2 separate regions of the Homo sapiens genome follow, and region 1 is linked to region 2. A link is a contact called in ENCODE Hi-C data. All regions are on one chromosome and are shown on one strand. Each heading gives the region's core, a stretch centred on a gene start or an enhancer-like site at or near the end of the contact. The rest is flanking DNA. Distances are from core to core; before and after follow the strand shown.

Region 1 (6,483 bases), core at 713-3,212, 850 kb after region 2:
TGCTTCTTTACCTCTATTCCTTATTGAGATCAGCACAATTAATGCATGTCTGAACAACAAATGATCCTTTCTCTTTGGAAGGGTGAAAGTTTGGAAATATTTACATGTTAAATGTTCTGTTCTGGTCTCATTTGTATTCAGTACAAATAGTGTGTTTGCTTGGACATTAATTTTATTTGCAAATAGCTACAGCTGGGGGTCCCTTTGGGTAAGTCTTGCTAAGATACTGCATTGGTGGGTTTTTTGTTTATTTTGTTTTTGTTTTGTTTTTCAAGGGGATGGGGAAGGAATCAAAGTAGTCAAATCAGTTTGGTTGTTTTTACAAGCCCGAGAAATGGTCAAATTTTGGATTCAGACCAAGCACACCATAGTGTGCTAGAGGCAATTTAATGACTTCCTACCCTCTTGCCTTTTTCCCCCTCTTTGGGAACATTCTTGGATTTTCTACAGAAACAGCCAGAGGCTCTCAATTGACAATTGCCTCACTCAGCAGTTTCTTGTTAAGCACACTTGTCAGACACTGTTTCCAGGACTCTCTTAAGTGTCCTAAGAATATTGACTCATTCAAAAGCAGCCCAGCTGTAGTTGGGAGAGCACCAGCACTTGCTCTATAAAGATCTAGATTGTCTCTCTACCTCAAGAGGAATCCAAAATCCTGTTATGCTGGACTCTGAAATGATCCCCAGCCCTTTGGTGATCACACTGTTTATGAGCAGTCTGAATTCCATTCTTGGGTCTACCTAAACTAGCACCCTCGGGCTATGGGGCCCAGTGGGGAGACCACCTAGCATGCTGGCTGCCTGGAGCCCAGGGAACTGTCAAGATGGCTCTGGAAGACTTCTCGCCTTTTAAAAGCCCCGTATTTCTTTTACATATATTTTTGTCCTCATGAATTTTGCCAACCGCAATGGACTAAAATCTATTATAGCGTCCTGGAAAGGTGGGGAAAAGATGGGATAGTTGAGGAGAGTTTAATGAAGGGACTATTTAAAAAGGTGTGGATGGGGTTAAAGGAAACCTCTGGGCGTCATTACCCACTCCAGGCCTGAAGGGGCAAGGGTAGTTAGTGGTAACCAGAACCTGGAGAAAACTGCAGGAGAGGGCCACAGGATGGGAGTAATGGCTTTCAGATGAAGAACATAGCCACTGCTAACAGGGTGGCCCGCTGGGGATGCAGGGGAGGTCCTGAATCACATCCTGCCTTCTGATCTGCAGGTGCCTCCCACTTGCCAAAACCAATTGAAAGCCAGATTATAGTTGACGTAGCCCATAAAGGTCAGTCCTGAGTCACAGAGCAGAGTGGAGAGTGGGTCTGAAGGGACAGAGGAAAAACCAGCAAGCACCTCCTGTTTTTTCCCACAGCCAGCACCTTGGTTCAGCCCTTACCCTTTCTTGCCTGTCCCCTGGACCCATCAAATCCACTGCTTTTAATGACCAGTCTGTTTCCAAGAGGCTATATTCATTCCACTTGGGACTGGGGCATATGCACTTGGGTAGAAGAACCAGCTGTGCAGTGTCAAGACCCTTCCCTCAGAGACCTTATCAGTAAAATGGCGGGTGGACTCGGGGATGCCCGAAGACTTTTCCGGACCACGATTTTCCGATGCTGGACACATATTTAAACATGAAGGAATAGACTTGCGACTTTTAAGCGCAAACAATGGGTGGAAATGGACAGAAACTGCCTCCGTGCCCACTTGCAGCGGACTACGTAGCCCTGGCAGACAGGCAATTGCTTCAAACAAGCGCCCTCCAAGGGCGTAAGCTAGAGGGGCCCGGGCGGGCGCTTTCCCGTGGACCCTCCCACCTCGCGGGTAGAGGAAGTCCTTCAGTTCAGGCACAACCCTGAGCGTCCCCCGCAGTCTCCAACTCCGGCGCCAGTCAGGTTGTGGGGTGGGGGCGGCGGAGGGCGGAGAGCGCAGGCGCAGAGTCCGCGCGGCGGCGCCCCTCTCCCTCCGCAGTACTCCGGGCAGCGCCCGCCTCGATTTTCCCAGGCGAGGGCACGCCCGCGTCAGTCGCCTCCGGGGCACCTTCCTCGCCACGACACGCAGGTAACCGGGCCCCGGGAGCCGGTCGGCGGCGGCGGACTGGGACCTTGATCCTGCCTGCCCGGCCGCCCGACAAGGGAATGAGAGCGGACCCCGAACTCCACACACCCGCGTTTAGCCGCCACACCTAAGGGGCACAACAGTCTTTTTGGGTAAGGGCCGGGCTGGGGGCGACGCGCCCCGCCCGCTTTGCAGACTTCGGGGTGCTCTGCACGACGCCTGAAAGGCCGCGGGGCCCGCATTTCTCTGTGCTGCCCTCCTGGAGAACCGGGACACGGGGACGGGAGGGCCAGCATCGGCTACGGCCCGGTTTCCCGTTTCTTTCCGCTGTCGCGTGTCTGGGCCCTCCTGCAGCGTCCATGATGAAGGCCAGGGGCTGTTGCTTTCCTCTCGCCCAGTAGCCAACCCAAGCAAGGGGTGAGTCACTGTGGCGTCATATGGGATCAATTTCAAATACAAGTTTTAAAAAAGGCTGGATGATTTTAGAAATATGGCCAAGAATTTGTATTTTCCATTACTCTCTTGTCTCATGTCCATGACTCTTGAACGCCAGTCTGTGGGCGCTGAGATTTTCGTGGTACATCGACGGTTTGTAGACATCTTTTCCCAAGGGAAGACGAGGGCAAGGGTTAGTGGAGGAAGGGCCTCGTCACGGCCGAGAGTGGCGGAGAAGGCTCAGGGCAAGTCCGCACAGCCTCCAGCAGCCACGGGGAGGAAAAGGCGAATCTTTCCTCACAGTGCTCTGGGCGCTGTAGAATTTCTACGCCACGTGCACCCATTTGGCCTCATTTGAGAGGAGGAGAGGGAAGAAGGGTCGCGCGGGCCGGCAGGAAAGAGACTCGTGTTGCGGCGGATGAAGGCTCAGCGCGGACCTGCATCTCGGGCCAGGTTTTCTTTCACCCGGCTCCGCGAGGAGCGAGGCGGAAAGCTCGGGTCCGAGTGTTGATCGAGGACCTGGAGATAGTAACCCCCCACGTCCAGAGTGCTGGGGGTGGGTCCAGAGGGCTGGGGGTAGGTCCAGAGGGCTGGGGGTAGCTCCGGAGGAGCGATCTTCCTCCGCGGGAAAGGACTTGGCTCAGGCTTGCCTATGTCCGTGGTGCTGAAGTGCCTCGCGCGCCCTCGTCGACTGACTTCCTGGGCCGCGGCCTGCGTTGCCCTTCTACTCTGCACCTTTGCCAAAAATAGCCCATCTCCATGGCTGGTGGCCAGAGTGGAGCAGGCCCAACACTGAAACTCTTTTCAGACAAGTTGAGGCTGGTTTCCTGAACATAACCCGAAAGCAAATGTGGCTTGCCTTGGAGGTACAGATAAGCATATGCATAACAGATTTTATTACCTATGAGAAAGTACACACCATGAGCGTAAACAGGAATTCTCACATATACTTATGAAAGATACAGGTATGTGCATTTACGCACAAACCTAACACACATGCAAATACACTCATCCCTTTTGAAAACCATTACACACTACAAGCCACACATTTTTTAGAGCTTTTGTAATCCATCTTTATTTTTTGACACTTCTAGTAAATGTGAACTCTGCAGAGCCATTTATTTTCATAATCATCTGTTCCAAAGGCACAGAGCCTGTGGATTGAAGTGTTTGGTATTTGGCTGAGCAATTAAGTATTTATACTCATTTACATTCCAGAACAAAAGTCTAGGAAGATGTAAAATTGATATTGATACCAAAAAAATTCCTTAAAGAAAGCTTAAGGAAAATGAATTAATGTAAATTTTAATAAGAACAACATATAAATAATCATAGAAATTTATAATCTTAACATATGACTAAAATGTATCATAATGCAGACAATTTTAAATATATTGGTGGTATGTGGTTTGTGTGAAGTTCTTAAAGTTTACATTTGTATTTTTCAAAAACATTGGTATTGTTTTTTCCTTAAAAAATATATGCTCATTATAAGAATTTTAGGTAATAGAGAAATGCATAAACATAGAAAACCATTGTAAACAGATTTTCATTTAGATGAACATGCATACATTTTAAATGGACCAATCCTCTATTGGTTGCGTTTTTGCTATATAATTTATAATTAATGTCTTTCATCATAAAACTAGGTCATCATTATTAAGGGTTGCATAATATTGATCTGTGTGGATAGAATGTAAGTTTTTTAAACAATCCCATAATGAACATTTATGTCCAATTTTTTAGACTTAAAAAAATTATTGTGGAAAGAATATGTAACATGAGATCTATCCTCTGAACAAAAAAAAAATTTTTTTTTGAGACATTGTCTTGCTTGTTGCCCAGACTGGAGTGCAGTGACGTGCTCTCCGCTCACTGCAACCTCTGCCTCCCGGGTTCAAGGGATTCTCCTGCCTCAGCCTCTTGAGTAGCTGGCCACCGCACCCAGCTAGTTTTTATATTTTTAGTAGAGACAGGGTTTTACCATGTTGGCCAGGCTGGTCTTGAACTCCTGTCCTCAGGTTATCTGCCTGCCTTGGCTTCCCAAAGTGCCAGGATTACAGGCGTATGCCACTGCACCCGGGCCTGCCTTCTTAACAAAATTTTACGTGTATAATACATTATTGTTGATATGTATTGTTGATAGGTGCAATGCTGTATAGCAGATCTTTAGAGCTTATGCATCTTGCTTGACTGAGACTTTATGCCTGTTGATTAATAACTCCTGATTTTCCCCTGCCCTCCAGTCCCTGGAAACCACCATTCTACTCCTCGATTCTATGACTTTGACTACTTCATTTTTATTTCTATTTATATTAATTTTTAATTTTTGTTGGTACATAGGTATATATATATTTACGGGGTACATGAGATGTTTTGATATAGGGATGCAACATGTTTAATAATCATATCATGGTAAATGGGGTATCCATCCCCTTGAGCATTTATCCTTTGTTTTTATAAACAATCCAGCTGTACTCTTCTAATGATTTTAAAATGTACCATTAAATTATTATTGACTATAGTCATCCTTTTGTGCTATCAAATACTAGGTGTTATTCATTCTTTCTACTTTTTGTATCCATTAACCATCCCCAGTTTTCCCCACACCCCCAACTCTCTCTCACTACCCTTCCCAGCTCTGGTAACCACCATCCTTCTACTCTTTTTCTTTTTTTGAGATTGAGTCTTGCTCTTGTTGCCCAGGCTGGAAGCTGGAGTGCAGTGGCATGATCACAGCTCACTGCAACCTCTGCCTTCTGGGTTCAAGTGACTCTCCTGCCTTAGCCTCCCAAGTAGCTAGGATTACAGGTGCCCGCCACCACACCCAGCTAATTTTTGTATTTTTAGTAGAGATGGGGTTTCACCACGTTTGCCAAGCTGGTCTCGAACTCCTGACCTCAGGTGATCTGGCTGCCTCAGCCTCCCAAAGTGCTGGGATTACAGGCGTGAGCCACTGCGCCCAGCGTACTCTCTATCTCCATGAGTTCAATTTTTTTGATTTTTAGATCCCACAGATAAGTGAAAACACGTGAAGTTTGTCTTTCTGTGCCTGGCTTATTTCACTTAACATGATGACTTTCAGTTCCATCTGTGTTGTTGCACATAACAGGATCTCATTCTTTTTTATGCCTAAATAGTACTCCATTGTATGTAAATATCTGTTGATGGACACTTACGTTGCTTCCAGATCTTGGCTATTGTGAACAGTGCGGCAACAAACATGGGAATGCAGATAACTCTTCCATATACTGATTTCCTTTCTTTTGGTTATGTACCCAGCAGTGGGATTGCTGGATTGTATGGTAGCTCTATTTTTATTTTTTTGAGGCACCTCCAAACTGTTCTTCATAGAAGTTGAACTAATTAATAATCTCACCAACAATGTGTGAGAGTTCCCTTTCTCCACATCCTTGCCAGCTTTTGTTATTGCCTGGCTTTTGGATAAAAGCCATTTTAACTGGAGTGAGATGATATCTCATTGTAGTTTTGATTTGCATTTTTCTGATGATCAATGATGTTGAGCAGCTTTTCATATACCTGTTTGCTATTTGTATGTCTTCTTTTGAGAAATGTCTATTCAGATCTTTTGCCCATTTAAAAATTGGATCATTAGATTTATTCTGATAGTTATTTGCCATTCCTTATGTATTCTGATTATTAATCCCTTGTCAGATGGGTAGTTTGCAAATATTTTCTCCCATTCTGTGGGTTGTCTTTTCACTTTGCTGACTGTTTCCTTTGCTGTGCAGAAGCTTTTAAACTTGATGTGACACCATTTATTCATTTTTGCTTTGGTTGCCTATGCTGGTGTGGCATTACTCAAGAAATTTTAGCCCAGAACAATGTCCTGGAGAGTCTCCCCAAGTTTTCTTGAAGTAGTTTTATAGTTCGAAGACTTATATTTAAGTCTTTATTCCATTTTGATTTGATTTTTCTTTTTCTTTTTTTTCTTTTTGAGATGGAGTCTCCCTCTGTCACTCAGGCTGGAGTGCAGTGA
Region 2 (6,566 bases), core at 2,541-5,040:
TTCTTTGTGACCCTGCAAACTGTCTCATCCTCATATTTCAGTTTTGGGATATTATTGATGGTAATCTTGGTGTTGTGTATTTGGGTTTGGTCTTCTTTTTCTGGGGAAAAGGGGGAGCCGGCTTGCTTCTATGCTGCCATTTTGGAACCAGAAGTCTCACATTTAATATGACTATTGATATGGTTGGATGTAAGTCTATCGTCTGCTGTACTGGAAATTGGAAGTCTGTTGCACTTCTTAGATCTGTGAGTATATAGTTTTCATAAATTTTGGAAACTTTTGGCTAGTATTTCTTCAGATACTTTTTGTCTTCACTCCTCTCCTTTGGAGATTCCACATATTAGGCCACTTGTAGTTGCTCTTTAGCTCACTGATGCTCTTTTCATTAACATTTCTCTTTCTGTGTGTTTCATTTTGGATAATTTCTATTGATGTGACTAATCTTTTCTTTGGTAATGTCTAATTTGCCATTAATCCAATCTAATGTATTTTTATTCTAGACATTATAGTCTTCAACTATAGAAATACAATTTGTGTCTTTTTTACATCTTCCCTTTTTAATATGTACTTAACTTTTTTGGCATTTGGAATATAGTTATAGTAATTGTGGTTTTGTTTGTTTGTTTGTTTGTTTTTGTTTTTGTTTGAGATGGAGCCACTCTGTTGCCCAGGCTGGAGTGCAGTGGCACGATCTCGGCTCACCACAACCTCTGCCTCCCGGGTTCAAGCGATTCTTCTGCCTTAGCCTCCCAAGTAGCTGGGATTATAGGCGCCTGCCACCATGGCCGGCTAATTTTTTTGTATTTTTTAGTAGAGACGGGGCTTCACCATGTTGGTCAAGCTGGTCTCAAACTCCTGACCTCGGGTAATCCACCCATATTAGCCCCACAAAGCGCTGGGATTACAGGTTTGAGCCACCATGCCCAGCCATAGTAATTGTTTTAATGTCTTTCTCTGCTAATTCTAACATCTGTGATAGTTCTGGTCTATTTTTGATTTGTTGATTTTTCTATTCATTATGGGTTATACTTTTCTAAATTGATCAAGCCTCTAGTAACTATCCTTTATGGGAAATACAAGGTTAGAGGCACATGTTAAAGAACATCACAGCAATCAGCAAAATGCAGAATGTGGGAAACTCCTTATAACAATCTATTTCTTCAATATAAAAGTACAAGGAAAGAAAAAGGTGTAAGACATTTTAACCAAATGCATTGTGAGGAACTTGTTTGGATCATGACTGGAAGAAGTAAACTACATGAAACATTTATGAGAAAATTGGGAAATTTTGAACACTGTCTAGATGTTAATAAATTATTACTTTAAAAGACAATTTAATGATTTTGTGGTTGTTTTTAAAAATAGACCTTATCATTTAGAGATGCATAGTGAAATATTTATGGATGAAATAATAATGCTCCATGTGATTTGCCTTAAAATAATCCAAGGAGGGAAAGAAAAGGTGAGGGTACAGATGGAACAAATTGGTCATGGGATAATTGTTGAAGCCAAGTAATGGGTGCATAGTAGTTAATTATATTATTCTGTCTCTGTTTTCAATATTTGATATTTTTATACTAAAAAAAATTTCAGATGTTTTCTTGTCTAATAAGACTTGCCCTACTCTCTTCCTATACCTCATAGAATTAATTGTGCTCATGACTGCTCCCCTACCGTCATGTAATTTAAACATTTATTTTCAAATCTTTCTCCCTTACTTGGCCATAAGCTCCTTGAGAACAAAGATTGACAGAGTTTCACTCTGATCACCCAGGCTGGAGTGCAATGGAGAGATCTCGGCTCACTGCAACCTCCACCTCCCGGGTTCAAGTGATTCTCCCGCCTCAGCCTTCTGAGTAGCTGGGATTACAGACGCGTGCCACCACGCCTGGCTAATTTTTGTATTTTTAGTAGAGATGGGTTTTCACCATGTTTACCAGGCTGGTCTCAAACTCCTGGCCTCAGGTGATCCACCCTCCTTGGCCTCCCAAAGTGCTGGGATTTCAAGCGTGAGCCACCACGCCCAGCCCCTGTATCTTCTTTATTTTATATCATTTGTATTCCTACCACCTAGTACAGTCTGAGTACTCAATACATTGTGGTGAATTGGCAACTCTCTAGCCCCAATTCACCATGGTCCTCATGACAGAGAGACTAACTCTATTGTATTGAATCAAATTTCCAGTCACGTATTGTGTCCTTTATACATTCAAGTTATAATGTGTATAAATGCATGGCAAAAGGGCCAAAGGAGCCCTAATGTAAAAACATTGGCAATAAAACTGTTGAGACAAACCAAGAATCCAGGTTGCCAGGGTCAGCAGTTTTAACATTGTTTTATGGTACATTGTGTACTTTTCCTTCTTACTGATATGCATTGCACTGTGACCTTTGCAGAGTCCTATCCTGCCCTGCATTTTTCACAGAGTTGCTCTCAGTCTCAAATAAGATACCATATGCATGTGAAAGGGCTTTTGAAATGGAAAAGCAGTAGAAAGTTGAAAGTAAAATGGTCTCTTTCTCTCTAGGGCATCAAGGCATCTCACAGAGCACACTTTAGCTACTGGGAGGATTGACCTTGGGTGAAATTTCAGTATGTAAAGCTTGTTTGGGGTTATCTTACATAATTTTTTCTTTCCTTGTGCTATACACACACACACACATATATGTGCATATATGTACAATGCACATATATACACACACACATATGGCACCTAGTATATGCTTGGTGCTATGCTAGGTGCTGGGGAGACAGTGAGAACAACCCAGGTGCCCAGGACCTGTCCTCACAGCCCACCTAATCCTTTTAAGTCTTTACATACCTCCCATCCCCCACCCCCATGCTCCTTACTCATGGTATTCAACCCAACTGATTGACTTATTTATTGTTATTTATATGCTTATATATTTATAGATTTATCATTTTATCAAGATTTTTACGAAGATACTCAATTGGAGGTTCCTAATTCTGGAGAAATTTCCATTTTACAAATATATTCTTGGAGAGGGCATGATTATGGACCTGTCACATTTGAGTACTGTGGCAGTTAGAAGGAGGGCAATTTTGGGAGGCCCTTCCAGGCTATGTCCTTCCAGCTATTAATGAGGTTCTGTTTCAGAGCAGACCATATTACACGGTGTTATTAATAAATCTGGCGAGTGGTTATAAGGGTGTGTGTATCGGAATAATCCATTAAGCTGTACATTGGTTTTATATGGCTGTCTATATTTGTGTTTTATTTAACAGTAACAGTTAACAATAACAGTTAAAAATAAGTATCACTTCTTTTAAAATTCACACAACTTCTTGGGCTGAGTGAAATGTGGCGCAGGTGCAGGACTGTGGGAAGACAGGAGCGCCAGGGAATGTCTGGCCAGCAGCGCGCTGCCCTCAAGGGGCCTCCTTGAAGGCCCCTTGAAGAGGGCAACACAACTAATGACGATAACAATAACAACGATGACAATATTGACGATGACAATAACAGTAATAAATCCGAGCAAGAGACTCGAATCTGTCAAACAGCAGCGACCACCACGAATCGCATCCCCGCGGCGCCGCCATACAGGAGACTGCCCTCGCCGAGGCCACAGCGGCTCTCGCGGCGCCCCTGGAGGCCCCCTTCCTGCCTTGGCCAGAGGGGCGGGGCGTAGGCTGGGGGCGGGGCCGGAGAGTGGGCGGGGCCTGGCGCGTGGGCGGGGCTCCGGGCGGGCCGGCCGCCGAGGGTGGGGCCGAGGAGGAGGAGGAGGAGGAGGAGAAGGAGGTAGGGGCCTGCGGGTGGCTGGGCGGGGCGCGCTCGGGCCTCCGCTCTTCACGCGCCGCATTCGTAGCCCGAGAGTCCGCGCCGCGGGGAGGCTTGGAGGCAAGCGCTGCCCGCGAGCTGAGCCGCCGGAGGAGGAGCCGCGGGCAACGAGGTAGGCAAAGGAACACTGGCCGCACGGCCTGGAGCCTTCAGCTCCCTCGTCCCGGCCCGAGGGGGTGGCGAGGCTCGGGGCGGCGCGCGGAGGCCGGGGCGGGCGGGGCCGGGACCTGGGGGCGGGGACCGGCCTGGCCAGAGGGGCCACACGGAGCTGATTGGGCTGTGGAAGTCGGAATTCCAGTCGGTGCGGTGCGGTGCGGTGCGTTGCCTCGGCGCGGCCGGCCGGTCCCGGGACACGGCACCAGGGAGGTGTGGAAATTGCCTGCCCCAGGGGCGCCCGCGGAGGAGGGTAGGCGGGGGCGGCCTGGGCCCTCCCACTTTTCAGGGCTCCTGGGCCAGTTCGCCCGCACAGCCCTCGGGAACTTGTTAACAGGAAAGCCTGGCAGAGAAACAAATGCCAGCGTTTTGGAAGAACTGAGAGTCACGTCGTTAGGCGCTGAGGCTTTCTTTTCCTTCCCCGCCCCCTGCCCAACCTCGGCCCGACTTGGCCAAAGAAGGATGTGTCACCAGCTCCGGGCCGCGGACGGGATTCCCGGCCCGCCAGGAGCCGGGGTACCTGAAACAAAGGTAAACGGAGGCCGGGCGGCCCCTGGTCCTGCACCGCGGCCGCGCTGGAGCGCCTCGGTGGGTCTCTCCCGCGCCGACCTGGCCGCCGCCGCCGCGGAGGGGCGTTCTCCTGGGGGACCTCTCGATGGAAACCAGCTGGCCGGGCTTGGAGTTGATGTTGCATCCGAACTCTGTTGTGCTCCCGTTATTCCCAGTCCTCCCACTCTGGTAAAGCTTAAGGAAATTTTATCCAGTCTTGGTGGTCAGCAAATGTAGGGGAAGACAAATTATTGTTTGTAAATTATAAGGTATTTTCTAATTAGGAAATGGCCTGAAAACATTAAATTCTTAACACGTAAGCAAAAAAAGAGTAATTCCTTCCAACATCTGAGGAAGTATTCCTCCTCAAATCTTCATTTATGTACAAAACATCCCCCACACCTTTGGTGCCAGGCATTTTTCTTTGTTCTTCCTTAGTCTCAGGCCTTAGTTTCTTGTAAACAGAACCCAGCGCCTAGACCCTAAGAATTGCCATACTAGGTCAGAGCATGGGCGTCCAGTTCAGTAGGCAGCCGGCTTGTGTTGTAGTAAAACTGTTGTTTTTTTTTCTTGGTGGTATGTTAAAAATTATCTCAGTTTCTTTCAGTAGTCCATGAAAGCCTTTTAAAAATTTTCTAAGCCACTGCTAATTTACACACACAATTTATTTACATTTATTGCATCCAAATGGCCCTTTTATCACCTCTGGCAGAAGAACTTAATGGCATGAGATACTTGTGGAAAAAAACTTAGATCTTTTATACAATCTAGGAGCTCAGAAATCTAGGAGATTTCTAGGAGAACGGGGAAACAGATCAAAAAGGTTTTTAAAAAACAAAGCTTTGGGAAAGTGTTACTGGGGCCAATCTGGCTGTTGAGTTCAAAAATAGCTTTATGCACTGACAACCTGAACATTGAGCAGTTAAAGATTTATTTGTACTCATAAGTATTTGCATATTTTAAAATGTAGCTTAACATTCTGGAGAGTGAAGGGCCTATCTGACTTTATCTTGGGCTGAATTAATTTGGCCTTAATGTTCAGCTGAAACCAGCTACTCTGAGAGAATGGAAGTTTTGTTTCAGCGAGAAAGGAAAAAAGGAAATGAATAATTTTGGAGTATAGGGTACTTGGGGGCACCTGTTCAAATCATAACTTTGCTTTTAAACTCTTCAGAGACTCCTCCTTGCTCCTGACAAACATAGTCCCCACTGATCTGGCCCCTGTTACCTTTCAAACACACAGCTGAAGCTTCACCTCTGCCCTGAAGCTTTGCTTGACACCCCCCATCCCCCAAAAAGAAAACAGATATTTAAAAATCACCACCCTCAGAAGTGCAATTGACAGCTCTTTTGAGTGTTATCGTCCTCTGAGTCAGAGTTTCTCATTTGTAGTTCTGTTGACATTTTAGGCCAGGTAATTTCTAGTTGTGGAGGGCTATCATGTGCAGCGTAGGATGTTTAGCAGCATTTCTAACCTTTACTGAGGAATAGATACCAGTAGCACTCCACACACACAGTTGTGAACATCAAAAATGCTTACAGACATCGCAAATGTCCCCCAGGAGGACCAAAATCACCCTTAGTTAAGAACCACTGTTGTGAGCAGACTGCTGCCTTAACACTAGTGACGCAGCATTGTCCTCATTTGCTTAGGTGTTTACTATACTAAGCTTGAGGGCGGGAACAGTTATTTATTTAACAGATTTCTGAAGGCCTGTTTTGCCAACTGGACACTAGATTAGGTATGGAAATAGATTAGTAAAAACAACTTTGCATGCCTGGACCTTATAGTCTAAGGAGGGTGACAGATGTATACATGCATAAATATACATTTATCTCATTACGATTGTGTTAATTTCTGGGAGAAGTACAGGCAGCTCTGAGTGCATAAAACAGATGTCCTGATGTAGTTTGGAAACTGGGGAAAGTTTCCATGGGGAAGTGACCTTTGAGGTGGACGGTGAAGGATTAACAGGAGTTACTAGGTGAAGCTCACGGGAACAATATTCCGGGCAGAAGGAACAGATGTGAATACCTTGAGGAAGAAAGGAACAGGGCCGCTTT

The links. A loop is a pair of places that touch in the nucleus more often than their neighbours do. Pooled maps may share reads with other maps.
Region 1: a pooled map shows a loop between it and region 2 (9-fold over the local background). The contact joins the promoter of SLC35G2 here to the promoter of PPP2R3A in region 2. A Hi-C loop is called at or near these places in 4 of 50 pooled maps.

The regions. Positions count from the first base shown.
Region 1 is chr3:136,817,164-136,823,646 of GRCh38, forward strand. SLC35G2 (solute carrier family 35 member G2) reads left to right here and starts at 1,963. Exons shown (of 2, transcript NM_025246.3): 1 at 1,963-2,465. RefSeq lists silencers at 1,988-2,047, 3,111-3,160.
Region 2 is chr3:135,961,938-135,968,503 of GRCh38, forward strand. It overlaps PPP2R3A (protein phosphatase 2 regulatory subunit B''alpha), which reads left to right and starts at 3,791. Exons shown (of 14, transcript NM_002718.5): 1 at 3,791-3,912. RefSeq lists an enhancer at 3,365-4,183 and silencers at 3,628-3,857, 3,988-4,267.